Linked DNA regions of Homo sapiens: region 1 is linked to region 2. Evidence: chromatin contacts called from ENCODE Hi-C or POLR2A ChIA-PET data. All regions are on one chromosome and are shown on one strand. The core of a region is the stretch at or near the end of the contact, and the rest is flanking DNA. Distances in the headings are between cores, read along the strand shown. Region 1 has its middle 14 kb from the start of MIR6730. Region 2 has its middle 6.3 kb from the start of LINC02766.

What was found. Hi-C counts contacts between places; a loop is a spot of excess contacts on that map. ChIA-PET counts read pairs that join two places held with the same protein, here RNA polymerase II (POLR2A). Pooled maps may share reads with other maps.
Region 1: a loop to region 2 is called in a map of endothelial cell of hepatic sinusoid, with 6 times the contacts of the local background. The contact joins two enhancer-like sites. A Hi-C loop is called at or near these places in 6 of 168 maps with a recorded cell type or tissue (Caco-2, PC-3, Right ventricle myocardium inferior and 3 more) and 1 of 50 pooled maps. POLR2A ChIA-PET finds 5 or more read pairs at or near these places in 8 of 52 experiments (H1, HepG2, OCI-LY7 and 4 more).

The regions. Positions count from the first base shown.
Region 1 is chr1:12,563,931-12,567,047 of GRCh38, forward strand. No RefSeq gene overlaps it. Among named protein-coding and RNA genes, the nearest start is that of MIR6730, 14 kb to the right of the region's middle. Within about 2 kb of position 1,443, at least 6 of the 41 ENCODE cell types and tissues checked have a DNase peak (open chromatin) inside an H3K27ac peak, as active enhancers do.
Region 2 is chr1:12,517,650-12,520,911 of GRCh38, forward strand. No RefSeq gene overlaps it. Among named protein-coding and RNA genes, the nearest start is that of LINC02766, 6.3 kb to the right of the region's middle. Within about 2 kb of position 1,456, at least 11 of the 41 ENCODE cell types and tissues checked have a DNase peak (open chromatin) inside an H3K27ac peak, as active enhancers do.

The DNA.
Region 1 (3,117 bases), core at 193-2,692, 46 kb after region 2:
GGGTTTTGGACTTGTGTGGGGTCTGTAGCCCCTTTATTTTGGCCAATTTCTCCCCTTTGGAATGGGAGCATTTACCCAATGCCTGTACCTCCATTGTATCATGGAAGTAACTAACTTGTTTTGATTTACAGGCTCATAGGCAGAAGGGACTTGCCTTGTCTCAGATGAGACTTTGGATTTGGACTTTTGAGCTAATGCTGGAATGAGTTAAGACTTTGGGAGACTGTTGGAAAGGCATAATTGGTTTTGAAATGTGAGAAAGACATAAGATTTGGGAGGGGCCAGGGATGGAATCATATGTTTTGGCTCTGTGTCTCCATTCAAATCTCATGTTGAATTGTAATCCCCAATGTTGGGGGAGGGACCTGGTGGGAGGTGATCGAATCATGAGGGCGGATTTCTCCCTCCCTATTCTTGTGATAGTGGGTAAGTTCTCATGAGCTCTCGTTGTTTAAAAGTGTGTGGCATTCTCCCCTTCTGTCTCTCTCCTGCTGGCCATGTGAAGATGTGATTGCTTCCCCTTTGCCTTCTGCCATGATTCCTGAGGTTAATGTTCCTGAGGCCTCCCCAGCCATGCTTCCTGTACAGCCTGTGGAACCAGGAGCCAATTAAACCTCTTTTCTTTATAAATTACCCAGTCTTGGGTAGTTCTTTATAGCAGTGTGAGAATGAACTAATACAAGGGACATTTGTCACCTCCTGGCTTTTCCTCAAGTGAGGGGTGCCCATATATAGAAGCCCTCTTCACAGGCATAGACCTCTGGGTTCTTATCACAGACCTGCTTCCCCTGGAAGGCCTCTCCTGAATATCAGAGAAGACCCCTCAGGGTCAGAAGTCCCAGATGTGCTGTGGTGGGTGGGGGTTGCTTCTCACCGTAGATGACCCTCTTGTCCACAAACCACAACCATCTTCTTCCCTCTGTGCTGATTAGGACTGGGGCAGTGGGGTTCGTGTATTTGTGACCTGGCTCCTTTTTTGATCCCCACTGAACTGGGACATCCCCAGGGGCAAGGGCTGTCTGCCTCATCAGGCAGAGCTGTCCGTGTGATCAGCCCAGGAGCTTTCTGTCACCCTGGTCCCTCCCGGACATCAGTTTGGCTCAAGAAGAAGAAAGTCCATTTGTCAAAGCATTCTGTCCCCTGGGAGCAGGGCAGTGGCCACAGACTCAATTCCTGACCATTCACCAGGCCGGATAGTCCAAGCCCCTGGAATGGTGCCAGCATGGGGCTTGGGTCTGCTGCCTCCCTGGGCTGGATCCCTACCTCCAATCTGGTTTTCCTTGGGGATGGGGAGGAACCCTAAGCATGGCAATGAGGTTATTTCCCAGGACCCAAGTCCTCTTCCCAGGGTTGGCCTGCCCCATCCTGCCCCTTGGGGGTTTGGCACTTGTCACTCTTCTTTGCATGGCCAAGCTAAGGACAGAATTAGCTCTCCACGCTCACTCTCAAGGCTCTCTGAGTGCTAAACCATCTGGGAGAGGGACCAGAATGGGGCCTCCTGGGATTCTGCCCAGTGCTTTTTCTTTTGGTTCCTCTGGGAAAAGATCCAGAAAAAGACTGAAAGCTCCTGGCTGAGAGGGAGGGGGTGGGGTGGGACCAGGCCCTGCCCTTCTGAGCCCCTGGGGCTCTGGGACGCCAGGGTCCCACTCTGCTAACACAGCGATTGGTTCTCAATGCAACTGGGGAGGGCTGGCGGGGCTTGCAACTCCCAGAGTCCAATCAGACTTTAGGGATCCTTGTTGCACTCCTTTGGGAAGTCAAGGCAGAAGGGTTGCTTAAGCCAGGAATTCCAGACTAGCCTGGGCAACATAGCGAGACCCTATCTTTACAAAAAAATGATGAAGTGAGCCAGGCGTGGTGGCACATGCCTGTAATCTCAGCTACTCGAGAGGCTGAGGTGGGAGGATTGCTTGAGCCTGGGAGGTGGAGGCTGCAGTGGCCATGATCGGGCCACTGCACTCCAGCCTGGGCAACAGAGTGAGGACCTAAATAAGTTTAGCGTGAGATGAACACTGACAGTTGCCTCTTTAGGGCTCTGCTTAGCACCTCCTGTGCCCTCCCAAAAGTCACTGTGTCCTTGGGCTTGCAGTTGGAAGCCATACAGCTGCTTCCCTCTGTCCTCAACCTATATTTTAATTTTTGCTCATGATGTCTTCTTCCCTGGCATGGCAGAGCCTGGTTCAGAACTAACGACTACTCCTCCACGCGGGATTGTATTTCCTGCTATGTTAATAGCGGCTCCACCACGTGCCCTGTTCCAGCTAATGAAATGTGAGCAGAAGTGACAGTGTTGTTTCCAGGTGGAAACTTCAAGAGCCAGTGCACAGTTCACCAGGTATGTCTACCCTGTGCCATAAGACATCCTCCCTGAGGCCCCCTGGTCAGCCTGAGTTTCAGAGCGAAGATGACACGGAGCACACCTGTAGCCATTCTTGAAGGACTAGTAGCAGTAATAAGGCAGAAACCTTCATTGTTGGAAGCCACTGAGATTTGGGCGTCACATTCTGGCTGCGCCACATCAAGGCTGTTGGAAGTCTCCAGAGCGGTCTCGGAGTTGTGTTTTTTTGGTCTTCAGCTGCTGCCAAGTGGCATGGATAATGAAGAGTTAAAATGTTATGCCTGGGGACTGACCTCCATTCTAGGTACTCATTCAAGAGTGGCTACAGGCCGGGCGTGGTAGCTCATTCCAGTAATCCCAGCACTTTGGGAGGCTGAGGGAGGAGGATTGCTTGAGCCTAGGGGTTCAAGACCAGCCTGGACAACATAGCAAGACCTCTGTCTTTACGAAAAATAAAAAGAAAACAGTTGGGCGTGGTGGCATGCACCTGTAGTCCCAGCAACTCCGGAGGCTGAGGTGGAGGATTGTTTGAGCCCAGGAGGTTGAGGCTGCAGTGAGCCGTGATTGTGCCATTCCACTCCACACTCCAGCCTGGGTGACAGAGCAAGTTCCCATGTTTAAAAAAAAAAAAAAGAGAAGAAGAAAAAAAGCATGGCTATAATCGTGACTTGGCATTTCTGCACATAGACCAGACTGATGATCACCTGAGCTATGTCTAATATTCTCTAAGCTGGGAGGTTTCAGCCTGAGGTTTGCATGTAGGTTAAGACTTTATGTAA
Region 2 (3,262 bases), core at 206-2,705:
TGAGACGAAGTCTGGCTATGTCGCCGAGGCTGGAGTGCAGTGGTGCAATCTTGGCTCACTGCAACCTCCGCCTCCCAGGTTCAAGTTATTCTCCTGCCTCAGCCTCCCGAGTAGCTGGGACTTGGTATGCCACACACCCGGCTAATTTTTTGTATTTCTAATAGAGATGGGGTTTCACCATGTTGGCCAGGCTGGTCTCGAACTCCTGACCTCAAGCAATCCTCCCGCCTCAGCCTCCCAAAGTGCTGGGATTATAGGCATGAGCCACTGTGCCCAGCCAAATTATCTCCTTTAAATTAATGTTTTGAATTTTATTGGATTGTGATCAGTAAATAAATGTAACCTGAAGATTTCTACACTCTAGAAACATCTGGGCTGCGCGCAGGGGCTCATGCCTCTAATCCCAGCACTTTGGGAGGCCAAGGTGGGCGGATCACTTCAGCTCAGGAGTTTGAGATCAGTCTGGGCAACACAGCGAAACCCCATCTCTGCAAAATATACAAAAATGAGCCTGGCGTGGTGGTGCGTGCCTCAGTCCCAGCTACTTGGGTGAGAGGATCCCTTGAGCCGGGGAGGTTGAGGCTGCAGTGAGCCATAACCACTGCACTCCAGCCTGGATAACAAAAGTGAGACTCTGACCAAAAAAAAAAAAAAAAAAAAAAAAAATTCATTGTAATTTTCTTATTGTCCAAGTACTTGATCAGTTTATGTAAATGTTCCAGGGCCAGGCTCAGTGGCTCATGCCTGTAATCCCAGCACTTTGGGAGGCCGAGGCGGACAGATCATGAGGTCAGGAGTTCAAGACTAGAATGGCCAATATGGTGAAACCTCGTCTCTACTAAAAATACAAAAAAATTAGTTGGGCGTGGTGGCGTGCGCCTGTAGTCCCAGCTACTTGGGAGGCTGAGGCAGAAGAATTGCTTGAACCCAGGAGGCGGAGGTTGCAGTGAGCCGAGATCGTGCCACTGCACTCCATCCTGGGCGACAGAGCGAGACTCCATATAAAATAAATAAATAAATATTCCATGAACATATGAAACAAAAGTATATTATCTCTTTGAGGCATACAAATAGAGATAGACAGACAGACACACAGAACTTTGTAGACTATCTGAATTAAGTCCTACAGGATCTTATTTTGTGTGTGGGAGAGACTGCCTTGCATCTTCAAGTGGCCTGCGGGGCAGAGTCTCTAACTCCAGCTATATCCTTTGGAAGTGCAGTAAGTGCTTAAAGTAAACAAAGTTAGAAGAAAGGAAAAAGAAGAACACAGCAGTCTTAATTAAGCTTCCTCCAAATACTCCAGTTGGAACTTCAGAAGGATTTGACGCTGGAACAATTGCACTGCAGAGCTGCCTGCCCCACGCCCAGGAGCGGGGCCAACCCACTTGTCGCTGAGGGGAGCCAGATCGTGTTCTCCCACAGTCTTACCCAAGGAGCACGGCCAGCGTCAGCAGCTCCCAGGGGCTCATAAAACTTCACACCTCATGCTTATTCTGGTCTGACTCAAAAGCACAGAAAGGTCACGGGTACGTTTTGACTTGGAGGAAATGTGTGAATCTAGACCAACTTGGCTCTTGGAAACCCCGGGCAAGTGAGCCCCCAAGGGAGGGGGTGTGTGGGAGACGGGAGGGGGCGGTGCTGGGAGGGGGCGGGTGCTGAAACAGCTCCCAGGGCCACTTTAGAGGGAAAATTCCTGCCTTTTGGGCGTATTTTCCTAAGATGCTTAAGGGGTACACAGAGACTTCTGGGAAGCTTGGCAAAGCCTGCAGAAAGGCAACTCTCGATCTGTTCCATGGTTTGTCCACAGAGATCGAGCATCCCTAGGTGTTCCCAGACAACACACGTGAGTCTGATGCTACAGAACCTAACCCTCTGCCCCTCCAGCAACAGGGAGGCACTTCCAGCCCCTGCTCTTGAGCACGTACTGGGTGCCAGGCTCGGTACTGGATGCGTGGATGTACAGTGAATAGGGTGGCATTCTTGCTGCCCTCACTGAGCTAGCTATACTAGTGGTGGACGTCAGGGTGTGACAGGGAAGACTCAACCGAGAAAGAGGCAGATGGTCTGAGTCCAGCAAGAGTGAGGAGAGTTCATGAGGCACCGGGAAGAGGACAGTGTCCTTTTGGAGCCCTGAGGCAGGGACCTGCTTAGCACAGCTGAGTCCCAGGATCCCTGGACTAGCTGGAGCACAATGAGAGGAGGTGGGGGGCGCAGCCGGGCCAGGTCATGTTGGACTCTGTAAGCCACGCTAGGAGAGGCTATAAGCAGAGGGTTCCACAGTGAGGTTGGCATCGCAAAAGAAATACCTGTCTGGCTGCAGATGGAGACAGGGTAGCATGAGTTAGTAGTGGAGAGCAGCTGCAATAGCCCAGGCAAGAAATAAGGAGGCTTGGATGAGGATGGGGGCAGAGAGATGGAAGGGAGCCAATAGAATCCGGATATGTTTTTGAGGGAGAACAGAAAAACCAGTGAGATTGATTTCATGCACAGATTAGGGGCCAAGCACCGTGGCTTACGCCTGCAATCCCAACACTTTGGAAGATGGAGGCGGAAGGATCACCAGAGCCCAGGAGTTTGAAACTTCAAAACCAGCCTGGGCAACATAGCAAGACCCCATCTCTAAAAAAAAAAAAAAAAATTAGCTGGCCCTGGTGGCACACGCCTGTAGTCCCAGCTACTAAGGAGACCAAGACAGGAGAATTACTTGAGTCCTAAAGTCAAGGGTGCAGTGAGCCGTGATTGCACCACTGCACTCCACCTTGGGAGACAGAGCAAGACTTGTCTCAAAAAAAAAAAGAGAGAGAGATTAGGGAAAAAGAAATATCAAGGGTAGCTTCTGGGTTTCTAGCTTAAGCAACCAGTGATGTGTTTTAAACCATGGGGGCAGATTTGATGATAATGAGAGTAGAATTTGAGATGAGAAGGGGGCCTGGACAAGCCCTAAGGAGCTCCAGCATGTGATGGATGTGTGTAGGAGCACGAGCAAAGGAGATGGCGAAGGAGCAACTGGAGAGGTGGCTGGCAAAATAGAAGACAATGCTTCGGCCCGGCGCGGTGGCTCACGCCTGTAATCCCAGCACTTTGGGAGGCCGAGGTGGGCAGAACACGAGGTCAGGAGATCGAGACCATCCTGGCTAACACGGTGAAACCCCGTCTCTACTAAAAATACAAAAAAACATTAGCCAGGCGCAGTGGCAGGTGCCTGTAGTCCCAGCTACTCGGGAGGCTGAGGCAGGAGAATGACGTGAACCCGGAAGGT